Linked DNA regions of Mus musculus: all the other regions are linked to region 3. Evidence: chromatin loops called from intact Hi-C (ENCODE). Cell type or tissue: gastrocnemius. All regions are shown on one strand.

The links. Hi-C counts contacts between places; a loop is a spot of excess contacts. Peaks named below come from ENCODE experiments on the same cell type or tissue, not always from the same donor. Only the 100,000 strongest peaks of a DNase experiment are listed, where the experiment ranks them.
Region 1: a loop joins it to region 3, with 12 times the contacts of the local background. A loop is called at or near these places in 17 of 42 quality-filtered maps.
Region 2: it touches region 3 in a loop (9-fold over the local background); 34 of 42 quality-filtered maps call a loop at or near these places.

Annotation. Positions count from the first base shown.
Region 1 is chr4:9,129,473-9,137,472 of GRCm38, reverse strand. Gm50597 (a long non-coding RNA gene) reads right to left here. Exons shown (of 2, transcript XR_001784233.1): 2 at 1,300-1,763. Gm34288 (a long non-coding RNA gene) reads left to right here. Exons shown (of 4, transcript XR_881105.2): 2 at 1,949-2,009; 3 at 5,747-5,880. Among named protein-coding and RNA genes, the nearest start is that of Gm34288, 9.2 kb to the left of the region's middle. In gastrocnemius, no CTCF peak of the experiment used is centred here; DNase peaks (open chromatin) are centred at 1,078, 1,490, 4,150, 4,254 and 1 more place; H3K4me3 peaks cover 1,001 bases; H3K27ac peaks cover 2,747 bases.
Region 2 is chr4:9,605,938-9,613,937 of GRCm38, reverse strand. It overlaps Asph (aspartate-beta-hydroxylase), which reads left to right. Exons shown (of 24, transcript NM_023066.3): 4 at 3,000-3,095; 5 at 6,067-6,141. Among named protein-coding and RNA genes, the nearest start is that of Asph, 59 kb to the left of the region's middle. In gastrocnemius, a CTCF peak has its summit at 3,771 (motif pointing left); a DNase peak (open chromatin) is centred at 3,764; H3K4me3 peaks cover 252 bases.
Region 3 is chr4:9,767,092-9,775,091 of GRCm38, reverse strand. 4930412C18Rik (RIKEN cDNA 4930412C18 gene) reads right to left here and starts at 4,507. Exons shown (of 4, transcript NR_030693.1): 1 at 4,398-4,507. In gastrocnemius, a CTCF peak has its summit at 3,749 (motif pointing right); DNase peaks (open chromatin) are centred at 4,268 and 4,386; H3K4me3 peaks cover 1,556 bases; H3K27ac peaks cover 1,353 bases.

The DNA of each region.
Region 1 (8,000 bases), 640 kb after region 3:
TCTCTTGGTGTCAATGTCTCAGTGAGATCACTTTACTGAATCAAAGGGAGAGACCAAGGAGGAAAGGAGAGGAAAAGGAGGGGCTAATGGAGAATGGGGCTCACACTATGCAGGACCCAAAGGGGGCAGATGCTTTGGGTCCATTTTATGTCAGATGCATCTGTACCCACCTGGAACAGGTATTATTGTTAGTCCCATCTGGATGAGTTCAAATGAACTCAAACCGAGCACAAGTCTGGATTGTTTCCCTCAGTAACACAGAGGGCAGCACCTGGCTCAACAGATAATGATCTCATTCTGCCACTAGCCCCTTCATATGAATATTATAACAGAAATATTCTTGAGCTGTTTTGACTCAAAGGGGGAAAAAAAAAACAGGGTGAATATTTCGTAAATACAGGTTGGGCTGCTAGATGAGTTGCAAACATTTGCTTCGACTGTATCTATCCAGCAAAATGCATCGCTTCTCACAGGGTCATGTAACACGCAGCTGCCTGCCCAAATCGCCCAGCTATAGGCATGACTATTACACAAGAGGGCTTTCATTTACACAGGCCCAGGAGCGATCGGATAGAGGAAAGAATCAATACCGTCTGTAGAGAAATAAATCGCACTGGAAACGGGGAAGCAGGGGCTGTTTGTGTGGCAGCCAGGAATCCTCTACCAAAGACGCCATGATTTAATCTGCTGAAGAGCTTCCGGGGAAGGCTGGGGCCCACCCTTCCCTGCAGCTCTGCTTGGAGACCCTCTCAGGTTCCTGCAAAGCGCCCTTTTGACAGCCTGAGCTCAGAGTGGACTTCGCTGCCACCAAAGCCACTAGGTGAAAATCACAAAACAAAAACAAAAACAAAAACAAAAACAAAAACAAAAACAAAAACAAAACCCTGCTCGGCATCACTGCTGGTGCTTCTGAAAGCAGTATGAAAGAGATTCCTGCGACCAGCGAGCTTGCCCGCAGCCCTCACTTCACCACCTTCAGCTCCTTTCATTATTCTGTGAGCTGACTTGCCTTCTGCCTGGCCACACACAGCCTTGCTGGAGATGTGCCTGCTTCCTCGGTATTGCTATCCAGGACAATTGCATCCTTGGCCTGCGTCACAGGTCCCAGATCCCAGCCCCTCGGCCCTGAAGGCTCAGCCTTGGCCTGCCCTGCACCCCTGCCCCTGATGACGGCGCCCCCACGTGTGATTCTTGAGGATTTGGTGGTAAATGAGTTCACTGTCTCCTGCATTTTCACAAAATCCTTCTGAAGCTGGAAGAATGTGTCATCGACTGATAAAAATGCTAAATGACAACTCATTTTCATTTTGCAGAACAGAATTGTTTAATATTTCATTTCTATCACCTGCTCATTTTAGGGCAGCCCACACATGACAGGAAGGGCTCCCCGGAGAATTGCTTAAAAGGTTAAAGCTTCCGACAAGCAGCCATCCTGAGGCTCTGCTTCCCGGCGGTCGCGCGCCCAAGTCCGCCTTCGTTGATGTCTCAATGCTGCCCTCTGCTGGCGAGTGGAGCACCGGCATAGCCTGGAAATGAGACACTGAGAAGCCACAGGAGCCCAGCGGGGCTGTGAGAAGCGTGGAACACATGAAGTTTTCTACCTCCTCCAAGGGCATCCCGACCTCTTCTGAGGGTCTTTCAACTGCTCTTTCGCCAGCATGGATTCCTCTGCCAATTTTCAAGTTGTCTGCACACCAATAATGGCGAGAAGCCATGTGTCCAAAGGCTTTCCTCCCTGAAGGACTGATGGATGTTGAAGATGCCTGACAAGGTCAAATGAGGTCAAGTTGAAAAGAGCGACAGTGCATAGGGTGGACAGGTCGGATCTGAGGATAAAATACAAACGTATGCCACCAGCCACAAGCCCCATAAAATCCTCACAATGGGAACCCAATCCCTCTACTCAGCTAGCCCAACCCACATCACTCCAGCAGTCTTTCTTTTCCAGGTTTCAATTATCTGTCCTCACCCACGTTCTGAAAATGTTACGTGGAAAGTTCCATACATAAGTAAGTTGTACGTTTTGTATTGAATGCTATTCTAAGTGGGGCAATGACACTTCACAGTATCCAGTCCCTTCCTATCTGGAATGAGAATCGAACCTTTGTTCTCTGTATCCACACTATATAGGCTACCTTCCCGTTACTCACGTGACCCTCAGCTCGCTTATTGAGGTATCACAAAGTTTGTGCTCAGTAAACCAAATTTACTTGTACAACAACCCCTTCGAGCAAGACAGGCAATGCTAGGAATTTAGGCGTGCCAAAGACAAGTTGGAAAGTGCTTTTGATAAATGGGAAGGTGCTATAATAATAAGCTTAATAAGAAAAGAACAAAACGTCTAGTAACATTGTTAAGATCTACACTTTCAGAAAGACATTTAGAAAACAAGAGAAAATGACTATTAACGTTTGTTGTAATTTTCTGTCTTACTGCTCTCGTTAACCTTTTCCTGAACCTTGTTGTAGGTTAATTTATAGATTTAACTTACTAATTTATAAGTTAAATTTTGACCTAGGTGTGTATATGTAGAAATATATTAAATATACCTAAGGATATATGTATCAGTAGGATGAATAGTTTCAGGCTTCCTCTGAGGGTCTTAGAATGTGCCCTTCATGATTAAAGGGTATACTATCTTCTCTCTGCCTCCACTGGAGCTGGCCTGGGGGAAGGTCTCAGCAACCCTCCCTCTCCATTCCATGTCCAATCATAGCCACATCTGGTAGCTGCCAGGCATCCCAGCCTTCAGTCCTGGCTTTCTCAGGCCCATCCTCCACATTATGGCAAAGAGATCTGCGTTGAACAAGTGAACTAACAGGCTGTTCTTATTATGACATTGAAGAAAGCCTTATACGTTCAACTAAACCCGGCTATTCAGTGAGTGCTTTTAAGGATTCCTCATAAACTGATTAAAATTACCAGGTGTCAACGGAGTATGGTGGTACACGTCTGTAATCCCAGAGCTTGGGTAGTAGAGGCCTGAAACTACTCAAGGTTGACACAATTTCATAGCAACTTAGAGGCCAGCCTGGGCTAGTTGTAGACCTGTCTAACAAAGAAGAAGACGGCAATTACAAGTGAAAATTTTGCCTCTGAGTTATATGAGGTCAGCCTCACCGTAAACACTCTCCAAACTCTACAAACCAGGTATTTTTCTGTTCTCGTGCCTTGTTTTGTTTTGTTTCATTTTGCTTCTGTAAGGTTTCAAGTTGTAGCCCTGGCTGTCCTGGAACCTAGTCTGTATTTCAGGCTGGCCTTGAACTCATGAAGATCTATCTATATCTGCATCCCAATGGCTGGGATTAAAGACTTGAGCCACCACACTCTTGATCTCTGTTGCTGTGATAAAGCACCAAGACCAAAAAAACTGATGAAAGAAAGGATTTATTTTGGCTTATATAGTTCCAGAGGGATATGAGTTCTTCATGGTGGAGAGGCATGGCTGCAAGTGGCTAGCATTCTGGATAGATGACATTTTCAACCATGAGCACAGACCAGAGAAAGCAAACTGTAAGTGGGGCAAGGCTATAAATACTTACCACCCGCCCCCAATGACATACTTCCTCCAGCAAGGCTACAACTCCCTAAATAGCATTGTCTACTGGGAACCAAGTGTTCAAAAATCCCAGGCTGCAGGGGAAATTCCCATTCAAAACAACAGGCCAGATTATGGTTTTCTGAGTTTCAAAAAATATGCCTGGGTCTGACTTGCTGCTGTTGGTAACGCTGCCTTGCATGGAGCTGGCCCTCTCTTGCCTCACATATTAGTTTGTCTTTCAGGACTCAGACTTTCCCCCAAGCATCTTCTCTACTAGTCCCACTGATTTAGACGTCTATTCTGCATGTCCCAAATACCCCTTTCTTCGTTATAACTCTACGGAGCTGCTTAATAGTCTGTTTATGTGTCCATCTGCTCTCCTCCTCTGAGCTGCTTGCATGTCAGCACCATCTGATTCACCTTCATAGCTCCTGGAACTAGCACGGAACATGAGTCATACTTGAGTAATCCCTACATCTTCATCACTAGAGTAAATAAAGGCAGGGGGAGACGTCTCATTGCAGGAAGTCTCAGATGTGCCTACTAGCCCCGGCCGTCTGCTTCCACCTGCCAGCTAAAGCTTGCTGGGCTCCACTGGGAGTTGGAAGGGGCAAAGCAATTAAACTTGGAAGTCTCTGGCCTGTCAGGTTCACCTAGAGCATCAGACTTTAATTAGATGGCAAGGTAGCACTGAGCTTAGCCCTGAAAAGGGAGGCTATCATTGGAGGAGAGGGGGAAAGCAATTCCAGAGGCTCGGGAACGTGGCAGAGATCCAGGCTGACAGGTCGGCAACACTGAAGACCCAGGAGGGCCACATCAGTGCACTGGGCACACAACGAAAGGATATTGCCGAAGTTAATAGACAGCTCAGGAAAAGGAAAACTTAACTGTGGATTTTGTGTGCTAACGTCTTACATTCTGCTTCAGACTCATTTTGTTGCTAGGACAGAATAGGACAGAGTGGGTAATTGATAAACAGGAAAAAATCATTTCTTGAAGTTATAGAAGCTAGAATTCCAATGTAAATGTGCCAGCATTTGGCAAGGGGCTGTCTTGCTTCCAACGTGGTAGAGGAACTCACAACACCAAAGAGCGCAATAGTGCTCACTGGAAGATCTTCCCAGCTGACACGGTCCAGCACAGGATCCTTCCTTTTGTCCCCCACCCCCACCCCCGCCCCAAGGCCGCACACCTAAAGGCTATCCACATGTGAATTTAGGATGTGAGTTTCCAACAGTGGATCTTTGGAAGGCAAGGTCCAGCTAGCATGTATCCCTTCTAAGGCCTCGGGACGAAGTAGAAAGACAGGCAGCGTCTAAGTGTGGACACAGCGAGAGGCTCAGATGAATCTCATCCTGTGTCTGAGGCCCCGCCCCTGAGAACACACCCACACCCAAGACTCAAACTCAGCCTCTGATGTCCCTGCTCTCCCTTCTTGTGTTTCTTCACTAGAAAGCTTCCTCTGCTGTGAAAAGAGATCCAAAGACAGCAGGGGTGGGGTGTGGCTACTGATGGACAAAGGACCTTGCACTTCCTCACTGGGGGGTCCTGGTGGATCATCCCATCTCTCAAACATGGTGCATTAATACTGAGACCCTCCTAGAATCCAGATCCCTTAGAGCTTCCAGCCTCACCGGGTCATAGTCAGAACTGGGAGACACAATTAAAGAGCTTTGTTCCCAGCCTACACAGAAGGCCCACCCTTGCCACCTTCTGCGGGCACAAGGGGGATGAGCCTCATTGCTCTGTCCCACCGTGCCATAGTAGTGATTAGGGAGACCTGACAGACGATTTAACTTTTCTAAGACAAAAGAGGGGGGAGTGTGTCTTAACCTATGTCACCGGGTCATGTTCTTGCAATTTCAGGTGAAGCAAGCACGGGAAGCTATGAGTGTTTCCAGTTTTCAATAGAGAGATTACATCTCAAAATCCCTAGATTCCACGAGCATCCAATAAAACCTGTTAATAGTGCCTTTTATTGATAGTATTAATACTTCCTTTATCTGGAGATAGTCAGAAATGGCAGCCTAGAGCCGTGGTTCTCAAGCTTTGGAGCATAGCACAGCACAAAGGGGCCCCGATAAAACCGCAGACTGCTGGGCCTCATGACAAGACTTCTCCTTTCAGAGCAGTTCCCAAGCAATGCTGAAGCTGCCGGTCCAGGGCTCTAAAGCTTCAAAGCCACTTTTTGCCTTCTCTTCACAGATGTCACAACTAGCCACGAGAGCCTGTTATAGCCCTTCAAGTTATCACAGACCCGTGGCCGGAACTTCAAGCCTGCCTTCATCAGCGAGACTGTCCACTGAGGTGGTTTCCAAACCAACCTTGCAAATTGTAAGGTCCGTATCACCAATTTTTCTGATCCATTCTCTAGCACTACTGTGGGTCTAGCAGAGATTGTTCTTTGCCCTGCTGCCTTTGAGGTTTCCAGCTGCTCAGCAGGGCAGCAAAGTCCCCCATGATGTCGCCATCCTTGGCTGACCAAGTCTTACAGCTCCATCCTCACAGTCTATGTCTAGCTGTAAGGAGCTGTGGTCGCTCTCACTATGCATGGATGGTTAGTGCCCGAACCTCCACAAACACCGACTCTGTAGGTGCTCCAAGCCCTCATGTAAAACTGTATAGTGTTCTCAAATGACCTGCACACACCCTCCCACGGGCTTTCAATCACCTACAAGCTATTTATAATACGGTTTAATACAGTGTGAATGCATTCCAACTGTCGCACTGTGCTGAATAAGGAGGGGAAAGTCTCCATGTATTCAGTATAGATGTATGTGTTAAAATATTTTTTGTCCTAATGGTTGCATCCAGGTGTGTGGAACCTGTGTGTGTGTGAAGGTACCATGACATTCACCACTTCAAGACGAGTATTATTCTGCCATATCCTTTATTATCTACACCGTGGCTTCCTCCTGAACTTTGGCAGATAATTGCCTATGTGGCTAATTTATGATCATTCTTCAAGACCCTGTGGAAAGGCCTGTGGATACAGCTCAGTGGGAGGACTCTTTTCTAGCATTCATGAGGCCCTAGGTTCAATTGCTGGCACCATAAAAATAGAATACTATGGGGACATGTCCCTGGTCCTAGCTCCTCTGCAATGATTCCATTCTTTGTAAACATAAGCGCATGCATGTATGTGTGCGTGTGCGTGTATGTGTGTGTGTGTGTGTTGCATTTATCTAATTTATATATTATAACTCAGTGTTTGACTCCACTGAAATGGTTTTCCCTCCTTTCTGCCTTCCCAGTAGGCTGGGAGACTCTTGAGGACGATGTATGGTATTTGTCCCAGGGTTATCAAAGCTTTCAAAAATGCTTCTCTGACGAGTGTTGATGATGGAAGCTGTGAACTCAGAGAAGTGCCCTCAGTAGGGTTAGGGGAGAACTCTGGTTCTTGCACACCTCAGACACTGTCACACAATGTCCTCTATCCAGATCCCTGCTGTTTAGCACCATGAAGAGAAGAGACAACTATTGGCCAGGTTTGCAGATAAGGGAAGGCTCTCCCTGTGGGGCCTTCCTCATCAAAGGCTCCATATCATGCCTGGTTACAGCAAAGCAGCAGGCTGATGCCTGGGTGCTGTCAGACAGATGAAACCAAGCACCCAGTGTCACCTTACACGGAGACATGCTGTGTGCATGCTAACCCATCCCTTTGGTATTGTTTACTCATGAACTTGGCCACAGGGTGCCAGTAGGGACACCAGAGCCCCCATCACTCACCAGCTAAATCAGCCCACACCCTGTTCTAAGGGCATCTGAGGTTCTGCAGGACTCAACAGCTTTGGGCTTCAGGGCAGCAATGACTCAGTCACACAAGGCTCATCACTCACCGATCCCAAGAGAAAGACTGATTCCCTGAAGAAAACAGAAAAGAAAGAGAAAAAAAAAAAAAAAAACCCTGAACTCCAAGACACAGATGGGCAAATGCCACAGGAGCTGAAATATATGGCTGAAGAGGGGCCATTAGACAGAGTTCCTCTTCCAATTTTGTGAAATTTTGTGATTGCATCTTGGGGGCAGGTACTAACAACCCTGAAGGACCATTCTGCGCCCTATATCTTCTCTGGTTTCCTGGTAACACACTCTAGTGACTATTGGCAGTGTTCCCTCTCCCACACTGAATCTCCTTCCTTTTTAAACTAGCCCTCCAAGAAAAGGAATATTACCTAAGATTGGACCAGTTCAGGGTTTTCATGTCTTGATTTTGGTAATTCAAAAAAAATTGCAATAAATCTTTCTATTATTTAAGGGATCCCAGCAATGGTCCTAAGGGTGAGTTCCTTTGGTCAAGTCTGCCCTGCTCTTTCTCTTTTGGCAAATGCACTGGATCTCCATGAGTGGCCAGATCACTTATTATCTAGGATAAGCTGACAAGGTAACTAGGACCTCGTCACTGTGGCACACTCTTGACCCACTCACTTCCCCAGGTAGCCTGTAGCATGCTAGAGGA
Region 2 (8,000 bases), 160 kb after region 3:
TTTGCCTCTGGGAGCTGAGTCGTTGTCTGAGGCTGTAGGGGCTGAGAGCAAGCCAGCTTGCAACTGCTCTACCAATTAAGTTAGATGGTAGAAAGAGAGACAAAGACAGAGAGACAGAGACAGACAGAGAGAGAGACAGACAGACAGAGACACACACACACACACACACACACACACACACACACACACACACACAGAGAGAGAGACAGAGAGAGAGACAGAGAGAGAGAGAAAAAAAAAAACTCAAGCTAGTGTGAATCTGGATATAGCCTGGACGTAGCGCTGAGCAGCTGTCTGTAAGTGTGTCATTTGACTGATAGTTTGGGTGGAAATGAAGCTGTGCAGTATTGTCTTTTGTGATATTTTCCATGTTTTTTATTCTTTGGATTATAATGATAAATGATTCCCAGTTGTGTTACAGAAAGCTGCCTCTTTGTGTATTGTGTCTGAAAACTTAAACTGGTACCCTTTGATTTCATTGTATGCATCCACAGGGACTAGACCACAAATGGATTACATTTTATAATGTAACTTTAAATATTCATTTCAAGTTCCAGCCCTAACCCTTTGTCATGTGTACTTCTCAATAAATGAATCAAGCTTTAACACAAACAAACAACAAAAAACCTCTTTCCTCTTAGTCTGAATTGGTCACATGTGTTATTTATGTCGGTTTTGTATAACAGGAGTTACTACTGTACAGGGATGGCCAGGGCTTCTCCGAGGGTTATTAAAGCTATTTCAGTGTGGCTTCCTTTGTTAAAAGTTTGTAGGGGCCCAGTAAAGGAGATGCATAAATATGGTTTTCACTGCTTTGAAATTTATAATAAAATTTATTTGTGCAAATGTCCCCTCTGGATATAGCACTGAATAGCTGTTTGAAAGTATGTCATTTGACTGATGGTTTGGGTGGAAATGAAGCTGGTTAGCATTTTCTTTTCATACATTTTTCCATTCTTTTTATCCTTTGGATTGTAAAGGTAAATGACTCCCAGTTGAGTTACAGAAAGCTAGCTCTTTGTGTATTGTGTCTGAAGACTTAGACTGGTACCTTTTAAATACATCATTTCTTCCTTTTTCAAATGAAATGGACTTTTCTAGGTTTGGTAAGAATGGAGTTTCTGGCACTTGCATCTGCCATTGGATGGGACTATTGTTGAAAACACTTTAAATGCAGACCAGTTTGAAAGCCAGTTGAGTGTATGTTAGTGAAGGGTGATGTTGTAGCCTTCCATTCACACTGAGACACTTCTGAGAATATAGTTACTGTTGCTTGACATCAGGCACATACTGATACCACCTGGGGAAAACTAGACACATTATAGAGAAATCGTGGATACAGTCAAATCTCTTGAAAACAGTAGCAGCAGGATTGTTGCATTCTTCTTAGGAATCCCTTGTAAACTGTAAGAGCAAGATTGTTGCAGTCCTTGTTTCTCCACTGACATCCCTGTGCCAACCAGGCATATCTAAGGCTCTTTGACCCTGCAGTGAGCCTCTTTGTAGTGGACTGGCAGAGTGGGCCCCACTGCATGCCCTCGCCCTGAAGTAGGCATTTCTGTAGCAATTGCTTTGGCCAACTGTCGACTGACATACTGAATGCAGAGACAAAGCACATGAGTCCATGGAATCCTAAGCCTCTCCTGATTGACTGAGCACAACTCACCTACTGCCAGTCAAGAGGTAAAAGGGCGGGCTACATCAGTGAGAAAGAGCTTTGTCGTTTTCATGCTGTATTTCAAGTAGATGTGAGGCACTGTAAGGATTTCCAACCCTACTCACACTCTGAGCAAGTGAACTAGTTTGAAATCTCTTTTATAGTTAGATTACACTGATGTGTAGAACAAAGCGGTGTGTGGTGGTGGTGTGTACAGGGAGTGTTGAAATTGAGGAAATAGAAGATTGCCAAGCCAGCCTGTTGCTTTTGCAGTCTCTGTAAGAGTACAGAAGTAACCTCTGGCAGAAACAAGAATAAGAGACCAGACAAAGAATAAAGTAAAATGCTTGAGTTGACATAAGGGGAGTGTGGGCATTAACTGTACAGTGGTACCTACAGTCTACAGAATGTGAGAGCTGGCTTGACCTTTTCTCCAAGGGCCACTGTGCCCATCTTCCCAGATGCCACCCTCGTCCAGCTCTCAGTGAGGGCAAAGAAGCTCAGACTCAGCAAACAGAATTGGACTCTTAGTCCTGCCTTGGTTTCCTGAACAGCTGTATTAAGGATTTATCTAATGTTCCCTTCCACATGCAACACATCACAGCACTACCTTAGTGTTTATGTGGCTCATGTTAACTTGCTTCCTGCCTTATTTTTTATTACCGTTTGTTTTGTTTTGTTTTTGAGGCGGGCTTCTCTGTGTAGCCCTTCCTGTCCAGGGATTGCTCTGTAGCCCAGGCTAGCCTTAAACTCATAGAAATCCACCTGCCTCTGCCTCCCTCGTGCTGGGATTTCAGGTATGCCCCTCCCCCAGCTCAGCTTTCCTTACTTTTAAACAGATTTTTTTGGATACCTTTTAGCTCTAGAAAAATAATATGGTTGCTTACAGGTGGTACTTTGTGAAACTTGTACTGCGTTACATATGATTTATTGAAAACTCTGGTATTCCCTAATCAAACATTACACATGAAAAGTGAACTCAGGTCTGGAGTGTGCACAGCCCAGCTTATGAGTGTCATATGGTCCCTTCTGCTGGGCACTGAGCTCTGGCTTACAAGGTCCTTAAACAAGACAGGAGTCTGGACTCCCACGCATCTTCTTTTGGCAAGGCTAGACATGGTTAGTCTATGTTGTGAATATTTATCAATCCCTTTTAAAAAGTTTTAAGTACACGGAAGACCCTCATGAGATGAAAGACCCTTTCCTCGGTCTTAAACACAGTACTGGGAAGCCCGAGCGTCCTGTCCCACCAATCACATGTTTGAAAGTTACTTTTTCTGATTTAAAGTATAAAGGTGATTTTTAAAGAAGTCTTAGTTAACACTGTGAATAAAAAATGCAGGCCTTAAAGAAAGATCTCCTTCTGAGAGGACATTTCCACCGGAGGAGGAGGCAGAGACTCACGCTGAGCTGGAGGAGCAGGCCCCTGAGGGGGCAGGTAAGTGTCACTGAACACTCTGCAGGGCTGCTTGGTCTGCAGGTATCTTTTCAGTTACCACTCATGTCTCACCCCATTGTTCACATCATTTATAAAACGAGCTGCCGTTTGTTCTCTTCTGGGATTATAATAAATACTCTTGTAGTGAAGATGTGTCTAGGGTTATTTTAATAAAAATTCCAAGGCACAGGTTATTGTTGTCCGTTGCCCATGACCATGCAGTTGGGAACGACAGAAGCCAAATGCGTCCTGACTTTAACTCCAGCACTCTTGCCTTATTATATCCAAAGTAGGAACAGGCGCAGACTGTACACAGCCTGTTTGCTGTCTGCCCCATGCACGATTCCACCAGGAATGAAGAGCTAAGCATCCCCTGTCCTCTTCCCATCTGTGCCCAAAGCAATAGCCTCTGTTGACGTCCTTGTTTTAGGTAAGCACTTCCTGCCAGAAGACACCAGAGACAGAAAGAAATGCTTCCGTAGATCAGTTCATATTCTTTCCACAAAGGGACTTTGACTCATAGATTGGGTATGCTGACGTATTTTAACAAATTGGCACATAAAAATATAATCTATCACCATTATTTTCTGATTGTGGCATAGTAATTTATAGAATATTAGCTTCTGTACTTTGTCGCAATAATTAAGAAAATTGGTTTCACTGCGCCACCTATTGGAAGTGCTGGATATGACACTTTATTGGAAACAATACATGGCCCCAAGTTGTGCTGGTGAATACTATTTGATTTTCTTTGCTTCATTCCTTTAAGGAATAGTATATTAGTCTGAGTTTTATTATGTGTTTATTTCTGAATTTCAGGAGAACTTACTGTATCCCTCCTATGACTGTGGAATTAGTGTAAGCCTCCAGAATCCACAATACTTTTTAAAAAGTTTTTTTTAAATATTTGAATTTAACACATAATATTTTACTTTTTAGCAAATAAATTTGTAGTTAAAAAATCAGTTCTTGAGCAAGTATTGGGTCTTAGATGTGCCACATGCCATATTCTTCCCTTTGGTTATTAGAATCATTCATATTCTTTGCAAATGATCGCTTACTCCAGTGAACTGTTAGCCTCCATTCTTTTTAACCTCTTGGCAATGTCCCTTCCAGGTTACATTCTGCTCTCTCAGCTGTTCTCTTGTTGACACGTCAGTTCTTCTTTTCCTTCTCTGCCTTCCTTCGTTTGTTTGACTATCACAGCTACTTATTATCTCTCATAAAATGCAGTAAAATGAAGCCCTCGGTGCCCTCCTAACACCACCTCCCCCGACTTCGCCTCTTCACTGTCGTGACCACACTTGACAGAACGCACTGTGCAGCGTTGCCTTTTTTTACTTTATTTTCTGTTCATTCTTTAACATGTTGTAGCCCAGCTTCTGGCTCTGTCCCATCTTCGAGGGAGAAAAAAGTCATGGATAGAGTCAGAAATGAAGTGGCAGGGAGTGCTTACCTAGTTCAAAACAGGCACTGGTAACAGATGAGTCTGGAAAAGTGTGGAGGACCTCATTTGTAGTTCTCAATCCATGGTGGCATCAGAGTCAGTAAGGAGCCAAGTGTAGGAGCAGAGCATCCCCACGACTTGGCTAGAGACCTTCATGTATCTCATAGGAGCAGAGCATCCCCATGCTTTGGCTAGAGACCTTCCTGTATCCCATAGGAGCAGAGCATCCCCAGGCCTTAGCTAGAAACCTTCCAATGATGCCCTGGATGCTTTCTCAGCATTAGTGAAATGGCCCGGTGAGGAGGCTGGCACAAACACTGGGAGACTGAAGGAAGAGCAGAGATTACGGACCTGTATATAATTACATCAGGGCATCAACATGAATGACTAGCGAAGCAGATATAGAAAATCTTTATGCTTTCGGAAGGTTTTAGTAAGTGACTAGCATAGAGTGTTAAACCCTCCCCCTGTCTCAACTTTGAATTTGTTCGGTCTGTCACGGGAGAGCTGTGCTTTGTAGCTACCACCATTGGCATTATCCTGTACGAGCCACTGGTGCTGCCAGGATTAAGTCCAGCACTGTCACCCACCAGCCTGCAAGTGTTGTTGTAGAAACAGCTTGCTGTGTAATGTTGGGGTGTATCTTATAATCAGGTAAGTGCTACGGTGCTGTGGCAATGTCATCATTAGTGGCCACTTTATAAGTCATTATTGTGTGAGTCTGGGGATCTGGCTTTCAGACACATTGTTGAGAGCTGCAAATGAGGTCCTCCACACTTCTCCAGACTTGTTCTGAAGCTGGTACAGAGTTCGTTATCATCACGTAAGCTTCATTTTTGTGTGGCCCGGCCCTACTCACTAGGATTCTCGCGCTTCCAAGAGTGACCTATTCCAGTCAGGAGGTCAGAGGTGGTCACATTGTTTAGTGTGTATTAAATTTGGTCTTTTTCAGTACCCCTGTTTATGAAAAGTTTGCTTCTAACATGAATGGAAATTTTATTAGTTAAAAGTTGACAGCATTTTCTCTATGACTATTTCTTTTTTTAAAAAAAGATTTATTTATTTTATGTATGTGAGTACACTGTAGTTGTCTTTAGACACACCAGAAGAGGACGTCAGACCTCATTACAGATGGTTGTGAGCTACCATGTGGTTGCTGGGAATTAAACTCAGGACCTCTGGAAGAGCAGCCAGTGCTCTTAACCTCTGAGCCATCTCTCCAGCCCCTCTATGACTATTTCTTAAAGGAAAACCTTACGCCTAAATTAGTTTCTTTAAAAGTCTTTTGGAAAGTTTCTTAATGTTTAAACCTACTGAACAAATAAGGCGAATTTTAAGTATTACGTTTCCTGATGTAGGGGAGTGAATAGCATGTGAACAGGAAAATACAGAGCCTCTCAGACAAATGTAGTCATTGCAGTATGTGTGTCCATGCCATATTTAAGTGTTGGAATTTCCTATTAACACTTCAGCATTGTTTGTTTGTTTGTTTGTTTGTTTATTTATGATTTGTAATTATTTTAGACATCCAGAATGTTGAAGATGAAGTAAAGGAACAAATTCAGTCCCTTCTTCAGGAATCAGTACACACAGACCATGGTATGAATTCAGTTCTGTTTTACACAAGTTTCTAAAATAGCTGGGTTTCTATAACTACATTCCAAGCAACTATAGCCTATTACTTCTAGGGGGAACACTGGGTATACTTTTCAAAATCCCCCCTCACTGTGACGGAGTTTTATGGACACTTTTAATTTAAATATCATATAAATAAATGTACATAAAAAAGTCCTGGATTTTATCAGGAATAAATGGAGAGTCAGAGTGGAGTGACCAACACAGGCCAGCGGCTTCTGGCTGCTTGTCTTAGAGTGGTCCTCTATCTTTGGGAGCCATCATGTATGCCTGTGTGCATCAGAGAGACCGAATTTAAAGTCAGCATGGCTCATGAAAGTCAGTTCTACAAGGATGGGGGTGCAGAAGAGTGGAAAGTCCAGCAGGTTCTTGTCGCACTGGCTCAGGGGCTAAGGCACACGTGATGAACAGCTAACCAGAGGAAAGAATCCATCCTCAAGCCAAGTTCCCTGCCTCACTGTCTTGGTTCTGTGTTATGTCCTTAGAGAGATTTTCTGCATAGATGGTTACACAGGTGGCCTGTGGCTTCAGACATCATTTAAGTGTTGTTACTCCTGTACATGTCACCAGTGACTCTTTAGAAGTTTTAATATACCCAGTTACAGCTCCATTTGGGGATGCTGTGGGTGACTCGGACTGCAGCTGTGCCTAGCACAGGCTTTCCTTCCCATGCTGTCTCTCAGCTCCTCGTTAGCCCTGCCCCATGCCAGTTGCTCTCACTTGAGCTTTTTATACGCTCGCTCGTTAATGACTTTGCCAGGTCTGTAGTGGCTCAAGGTTAAACTCCATGCGCTTTCTATGGTTTCTTTGCTCTTCTAGCTGCAAGTCCTGTCCAAGTTGCTCTTACATTCTGACTCTTGTTTCCAAACTGTGTCTGTTACTGCTTGTCATGGCCCTGCAGTGGCATTTGTCTAGGTGTGTTTCTCTTTTCTCTTCTCTATGCTGTGTCGGCTGTGGCTTTATTGGTTAGGCGTTTTCACACAGTCTCTCATAATAATTTCATCTTATCTGACCAGGGGCCTTTGCATCTGCTGTGTCATCTGCTTGGGTGTTTCTCATTCCTACCTCATCTTCACACCTCATCAGCTGAGCTTGGCCTCCTTGGGCTCCTTGTCACACAGCTTATTGCTGTACTGCATCTGCCATGTAGTAGCAGTGTGGCTTGAGCACAGTCGCTCCTGTTTTAGAGTTGTGTAGCAGCACTGGGGAAATGCAGTAGCACAGAGGGCTGGCAGTGCCTAGTGGAGTGAGTCCAGGATGTGATTTCTTTTCCTCACACGTGGCTGACACTGTCAACAGTAGGCTCAAAGCCACTGGACAGTGCTTTCATGGTTTCTCTCCAGGGAACAGTGACACGTCTATTGAACAGCAGTGCTGACAGGTAGTGATGAGCTTTTCTAGATGGGGTGAGGGGAGAAGGGAAGAGCGCTGCACTCAGTAGAGTCCCACCGTTCCCAGCAGTTGCACTTGGTGGGCAGTTTGCTGAGCAGCAGATCTGAAAGGAGGAGAGACTCCAGAGCAGCTGGTGATGAGAGATGGGAAGCAGACCCTGTGCCTCCTCCTGCAGCTCTCTGAGAACCCTTGCAATCTGCAAAAACAAAAACACTACTGAACCCTGCCCTATCGCTGAACCCCGCCCTCATCTCTATCATATACTGCGGCTGTAATGTGTTCTGTTAGAAGTACAATAACAAAATGAGCACCATTTTCCTCAACATGAAGATTTTATAGCTATCTCAAATCAACCTCTCTCGCTCTCTCGCTCTCTCGCTCTCTTTCCTTCCCTTCTTCCCTCCCTCACTTTCTGTCTTCCTTCCTTTTTT
Region 3 (8,000 bases):
CAGCTTCTCTTCCTACTTCTAGCTTCTACTTAGGGCAAGGGCTAAACTCCTATCCTCATGGCGCTGACCTCATCTCGCTCCACCCCACCTCATCCAATCACATGCTCCAGGCACGAGCTCAGGTCGGTCAACGATAGGCTGACAGGTCCGGTTCACAAGGACCAGTCCAGCCAGGCAGGCAGCCCACGCATGCAGCCTCACCGCGCATTCTCGGGCAAGGCAGTAAACATCTTGGCCCATGCGGCCGCACCTCCTTCCCACAAACATGCAAATGATAAACTATTATAATGAGGAGCCCTAACATTTACTGATGCTTCCATTCAGTTAGACCACTAACTGAAGTTCATGGCAACTAGAAAGCTCTAACGAAGTTCACAAATCGCACAGATGTTAGAGCAAGTGTTCAGGACTTTAGCCTCTTCTCAAAAGAACACAAACTTAACAATAAAATAGTTTAATTTAAAATCTGATACACACAAAACAAAGTAAAATATCTTTTTGGAACTCTAAGAATTCTTTAAAAAGTATTGCATTCAGGAAGGACAGGGAGAATAAGAGGACAACAGAAAACACAGATACTCATAGTTTGCTGTTTATTGAATTCTGCGGGACCATGATACCATTTTCAAAAACCATCCCGCCACTTGCTTGACACTGCAACTGTAATTACCACACTGTCAGCTGTTACAATGCACTTACACTACACGTATCTACAATGCAACCATAGGCATATAGCTGGTATTCTTATAAACTCCAGAAGCAGTATCTCTTTGTCTATAATGTAGATAAATTATTTTACCCATAATGTCATGAGAGAAGATGGTGAGCTCAAAATTGAAAGTGCCTATTATTCACAAGTACACTCCCTATCACCCAGGGCCCTAACCCTCTCTGTCCTTACCTCCCCTTCTACATCAGAATTCAAATGAGATGGGGAGGAAGGTGACTTAGGGCATTTCTGTAGTTTGTAGTTGCAGAAATCAATTTTCTTTTCAAAGTGGGTGGAGCTATGAGCTTTAAGCTTAGGAGGCGGGCTTCACCTATTCTCCAAAACTTTTAGTCTACATAATCTCACTTGAGCATCATTTTAAAAATATATTTATTTCTTCTGGAAAAAGTTTTTTTAACCATCAATTAATCATTAAATATTAATAGATTATTAAAAAAAAAGCCAATTTCTTCTCCCAAACAGCTAACTGCTCATCAAAGGAAAAGAACCTGTACAAGAAGCAGAAATACTCCACGCTAAAACTCTTAATGTGCCCTGCCCCTCAGCACTTGCACAGTGTGGGAGAGCTGGCCCCAGGGAACGAGTGCGCTTTCCAGCTGCCTCAGGCAGGAGAAGTGGTGCCACCCCCTCACCTAGGCAAAGCAGGAGAGCTGCTGGCTGGATGAACAATTCAGCTACCATTCAGGTCCAGATCCAGGGCTTTTAATGGGCCCGCCCCAATATCTGCCCCATCTATGAACTGCTTGAGCACATGGAGGGGTGGGTCCTGCAGATCCAAGGCTGCAGACACAGGGCAACAACAGGATATGCATGATGAGCCCTGGTGACGATCCAGTATTGATACTGTAGAAAAAGCCAGAAACCTCCAACCAAATCAATGACATTTGGAAGAAAAATTGATTAGGCAAAAGGGTATACTATGTGACACACCACAGCTTCTACAGAGATATTTTTTGTTTGTTTGTTTTCTTTGGGGAGGAAGTTTGCAAGGGCAGAGGGAAGATATAGAAGGATGGGAGATGAGTGGGATTGGAGTGCATGATGTGAAATTCATAAAGAATCAATGAGAAGTTAAAAAAAAAACTAGCTATGATGACATGTAATGTCTTTTTTCCTTTTTAATTGGATATTTTCTTTATTTATATTTTAAAAGTTATCCCTGTTCCTGGTTTCCCCTCTGAAAAACACCCTCCCCCTATTTCCTACTCCCCCTCCTGCTCATCAACCCACCCACTCCCACTTCCTGGCCCAGGCATTCCCCCACACTGGGGCATCGAGCCTTCCCAGGACCAAGGGCCTCTCCTCCCACTGATGCCCGACTAGGCCATCCTCTGCTACATATGCAGCTGGAGCATGTACTCTTTGGTTGGTGGTTTAGTCCCTGGGAGCTCTGGGGGTACTGTTTGTTTCATATTGTTGTTCCTCCTAGGGATCTGCAGACCCCTCAGCTCCTTGGGTCCTTTTTCTGGCTCCTTCATTGGGACCCTATGCTCAGTCCAATGGATGGCTGTGAGCATCCACTTCTGTATTTGTCAGGCACTGATGAAGCCATATATTATAATAAGTAAATAAAAGTTTGGCTACTTAGATCAATCTTCAAAAACCAAACAAACAAAGTTTAAAAAAAAAAACCCTCAATGTAACAGAGCATGCTTGAAATTTCAGCACTCAGGAAGCTAACTCAGTAAGAGTGTGAATTCCAGGTCTTATCTAAACAAACAAAGAAACACTTAATAATAATAATAGTAATAGTAATAAAATGGGGGCTGGAAGATAGCTCAGCCCTAACGTTCATGTCTGGCATGCAAAATACCGTATGCAAAACCAAAACAAATAAAAACACCTCACAAGCCTGGAGAACAAGGATGAGCCTGAGAGATGGGTAAACCTAAAGCGGCCAAGGACGTTGGACAGAACATGATGTTAACAAAACAGATGTGGTACAGGAAAGAAAGTAGCCCAAGCCTCATCTTTCCTTTTACATTGAGACATTGAGATGGGTAGGGAATTGCAAGTGTGATTGACTGCCAGAGAATATTATACACTTGTTTTCATTCTCTCTCTCTCTCTCTCTCTCTCTCTCTCTCTCTGAGATGGTGTCACTGGCCTGGAACTTGCGAAGTAAGTTAGGTTAACTGACCAGTGCACTCAAGGGATCCACCTATCTCTACCTCTCCAAAACAAGAATTAAAAGCACGGAATAGGACTTCAGCCTGCCTCCCCTCCCCCATCTCTCCCTCCCTCCCTCCTTACTTCCCTCCCTCCCTCCCTCCCTCCCTCCCTTCCTTCCTTCCTTCCTTCCTTCCTTCCTTCCTCCCTTTTAGTTTTCTGAGGCAAGCTCTCAGTTAGCTCCCTCTGACTTCTTACTCCCCAGTACAGATTACTACATGGCTTCCTCCAACCTTAGAAATGATCATGTATAAAACTGTTTCCATTGGAGAATTAAATTAGTAAAGGACTGGTGGTGGAACTCAGCTGGTATAGTGCCCGCCTAGCCCTGGGTTCCACCCTCAGCACCACATCAAATGGGCGCGGCGGCAGGACACATCTGCAGCTCCAGCATCCTTAGGGTTGCGGATAAGCATCAGGAACTCAAGGCCATCCTTTATACACAGGTGAGAGTATAAAACCAGCTTGGGCTACACGACCCCAGACTCAAAGATTCGAATATGAAAGGGTTAAAAAAAATCTAAAAACAAACGTGTAGGAGGTAAACTGTAAACATAGTTCGCAGTGATTATGATAACGACTAATATTTACTTAACACTTATAATGTGCTGGGCACTATCGTTCTATTAGCTCCTTCCACATTAGCTGGTCTAAAAGCTTGCTGTGGAAAAGGAAGTAGGTTTGTGGAAGGGAGCCAATCTGTGAAAATCAGGCCTCTATTACAGAATACACACACGGAAGCAGAATGCCTTAAATTTAGTGAGGTTCCTTAAAAATTTGTCAAGTAGATGAAATTAATGAGTTCACAATTTCTTGGAATTGTGAGAAGGGTAACCATACTGTTTTAAAAGGTTATTCCTATTTATACCGCTAGGGGGCATAGTTTAAAAACAAAACAAAACAAAACAGGTTGGGGAATACTACTTGCAGTGAATGCTGTTTTAAGTGTTCTGGCATTCTAGTCCATGACAGATTTTTTTTTTTTTCTAGTGCATACGATAAACAAAAATCTTTCCCACTGCAGCTCCCGCGCATGCTTCATATTCACCAAGGTTAACCTGAAACCTCACTATAAACCCAACTTATCTACCTCCAATCCTGGCAGAAGCTGGAGGAACAGCCCGAGGGCTCGCATGCTAATTGCTCTGATCGCCACCAGCGCTGAAAAGAAATACCAGGGGTAGGATGTACGTAGCTGAGTTCAAGTGCCCCAGAGGTCAGATCGCACAGGTCCACTCCCCTACCTCCTCACCGCCCCAGGCTGTGCAAGGGCGGAGGGGAAGGAGGCCAAACCGCTGTCCTGCCAACGACCCGCTCCTTCCGGCAGAGGTCTCCGTTTCAAACTTCACTCTGGCTGGGCCGGGCACAAACCTTGGTGTGGGCCTGGGCCGCCAGGAATCTTACGCGCCAGATTCAGCTACAGCAGAAGGCGAGCAAGTTGCTGGGGAAATTAAAACCGCCAAAGAGGACTCGGTCACCTAGCAGCAGGCCTGCCCACCTCGTTGGCCTGAGAGTAATGTCCAGACTCTGCGCAGGTCCCTTGAGGATACCCGCGCACGCGCCGCTCACACAGCCCGGGAAGTCACTGTTAAAACCTCTGCGCACTGGACTGAGCCTTTTGCGCGACCGGTTCCAAGAAACACTTTTCGTGACTCGATGGGAAAAAGAGCAAGAAGTTGGGAGACGGAGCAGGGTGTTATTCGGGGTTCTGTTACAAGAAGGAAGTTTTAAGGTACTAATGGAGCCATTGCTCAGAGATAGGTTGCGTAGTAAAAAGATTTTCCATTTGGAAGAAAGGGGTTCTGGGATGGCAGAGGATCGTTACGTCAAATGGTGCAACATTTTAATACAATCTACAGACATTTTCTGCATTCTTTAAATTATCCCTAGATTACTTTTAATGCTGGATATAAGGGAAACACTACACAAATAGTTGTTATGCTGCATTATTTTTGGAAATAACAAAGAAAGACTGTACATACATACACTCCTCAGAAATCTGTGAGGGATCAAATCTGTAGATATGGAATCTTCAAGTTCAGGAAAGTGGCTTCCCTTTCTCCACCTAAGGAGCTACATAAAACCGTATTAGTGGTGTTAGGTCAGATACCCTTTAAAAATATCGCATGCCTATGGTCCTAACATTCAGTACGCTGACGCGGAAGGATCCATGCTGGAGCCGTTCAGGTAGTGAGTCTGACAGCATCCCGGGTTACTCAGCAAGACCTCACCTAAAACAAAACAAATATATATGAGAGCAAGTACCTAGACTGTACACTTTCAAAGTCTCAACCACTGCAGGTGAAGTATGAAGACAGAAAAATATGGACAGAAAACGGGTAAACTGATATGTTTTCTGCTGAGTTTGACCATGACTCAGCAGTGTCTCTACCCTGCTGTCTTTCAGTCTTGAGACCCAGTATAACAGAACTGTCTCCTTATGAATTCAAAGTTCCTAATGAATGATTCACAATTTGAATTCAAAATTCAAAATAAATATTACTTAACAGCGTCTTCACAGATTAATCACACACACACACACACTGTGTGTGTGTGTGTGTGTGTGTGTGTGTGTGTGTGTGTGTGTGTGTGTGATTCTAGGAAAAGAGTCAGGCTCTGGAGATTCCCCCCAGACAGAAACTGAGGACCAGGTAACCAGCCAGGTGGCAGAACATAGAATAAAATAAATGAGTAATTAAGGTAAGAGCTAGTTGGAGAATAGAGCCAAAGCTATTGACCTCAAAATTTATTCATATATAGAAATCTCAGAGTCACTTTTTCGGGGGAATTTATGTGCCGGCAGGAAAGAAGCAGTTTCAGATAGCCATGGTTAAACTTGACGGATCAAAAAAAACATAACAAATGACACAGATGTGGGGACAGGATTTGTCGAGGGTGATTCACAAGAGTGGGAGGAAAAGACTGGGTAGTGAAAGCAATCAGAATGTTTTATACATAGTATGAAATGCTCAAAAACAAATGTAATAGAAGTTATAAAAGCTGCTTTGAGAGATAATTGAAATAGTTCTAATAAATCTGTCCAGACACCATGTAGAAACACATACATTTAAGTTCGTTTACTTATTAGTGTGATTGTATTTAAAAGTCTGCCATGATCAATGAAGGAAAATATTAAGAACAATCATTTCTGAAAGCAGAGCATCTTTTTCAGATCATGGGATGTAGTGGATTCTAGCACCTCTGTGCTTCCCTGTCAACTAAGACTTCTCCTCCTTAGCCCTGAGGGCTTCTGGAGTTCAGCCCACTCTCCTCATCCAGCGTCCAGACCCCCACCAATTTACTATGCTCCTGCAGTAGTGTTCTAGAAAAAAACTTTCACCATTTGCTAACAGATTATCTTTGCTGGTGGCATTTATTAGCTCACCCTAATACAGATATTGATTCTGAAGTGAGTTGCAGGTAATCTGATTCCAAGAAAGGAAGAGAAATTGAACTATCTAAAATAAAAATAAAGTACAAGATAGTGAAAGGACATCATAAAGTAGATATAGAAACTAATTGAAATATTAATCTATGGCTACCTGTATTGTCTTGTTTCTCTAGAGTGACAAAACTTAAGATATATATATATATATATATATATATATATATATATATATATGTATGTATATGTGTGTGTATGTATATTATACACATATATGATTTGTGATTTATGAAAATGACTTACAGGATGTGGTCCAACTAATCCAAGAGTGGATGGCTGGATGGCTATGAATTGAAAGTCCAAGAATCCAGTAGTTGCTCAGTCCTTAAGGCTGGATGTCTCCGCTGGTTTTCAGTATACACTGCAATCCTGAAGAAGTAGGCTCTAATGCCAGTGAAGGAATGGGCTTACCAAAAGACCAGAGCAAGCAGACAAAGAGCAAAAACTTCCTTCTCCCATGTTCTTATACAGGCTTCCAGAAAAAGGCATGGGCTGGATTAGGTATAGATTAAATATCTGGGTTAAAAGTATATCTTCCTATCTCAAAGATCTGGATTAGAAGTAGATCTTCTGTACTGGCTGGTTTTGGGTCAACTTGACACAGCTGGAGTTATCACAGAGAAAGGAGCTTCAGTTGAGGAAATGCCTCCATGAGATCCAACTGTAAGGCATTTTCTCAATTAGTGATCAAGGGGGAAAGGCCCCTTGTGGGTGGGGCCATCTCTGGGCTGGTAGTCTTGGGTTCTGTAAGAGAGCAGGCTGAGCAAGCCAGGGGAGGCAAGCCAGTAAAGAACATCCCTCCATGGCCTCTGCATCAGCTCCTGCTTCCTGACCTGCTTGAGTTCCAGTCCTGACTTCCTTTGGTGATGAACAGCAGTATGGAAGTGTAAGCTGAATAAACCCTTTCCTCCCCAATTTGCTTCTTGGTCAGGATGTTTGTGCAGGAATAGAAACCCTGACTAAGACATCTTCCCACTTCAAAATAGTCAGGAATCCCTCACAGGTGTGCCCTCTATTTTGTGGATTTAGTTACTCCCCACTGTAGTCACATTGACAACCAAGAATAGCCATCACAATTCCACCCCTTACAACTTGACACACAATCATGTATCCCTATATCATCACTAATTTCCAAGTGAAAACAATAAACAAACCATAATAATACCTAAACATATTATTACTATCACATACAATCACAAATATATTATATATTTGACAAGGTCATAATTATACCTAACATGATATAACTATCCCTCATACAACTACAAATGTATTATAAATTTAGACTAGGCAACACTGTCCTTTGGGGAATATATTTTTAGTGTCTCAAACTTAAATATGATATTATTGATATTGTCTTAATTGATATTATATCACATGGTAAAGAAATTGAAGAAAGAAGACACAAATATCTTTATAAGCATTCTTAACAAAATAGGAAAGAAACATTCATGTCAATTATAGAGCTTTTTTCTACAGCTTATCATGTGGCCTTAGCTAATATTTACACTGCCTTCCTCTTCTACCCTTTGTGTATGTTCTCCATCCTTGGCAAGAACTTTAGCATGTCTAAGCTCTTTTCCTGAAAGATGACCAAATGACCATACCTTCATTCATGACAGGTCTGTGCCTTTTGTCATCCTGCCTGGATTAGGC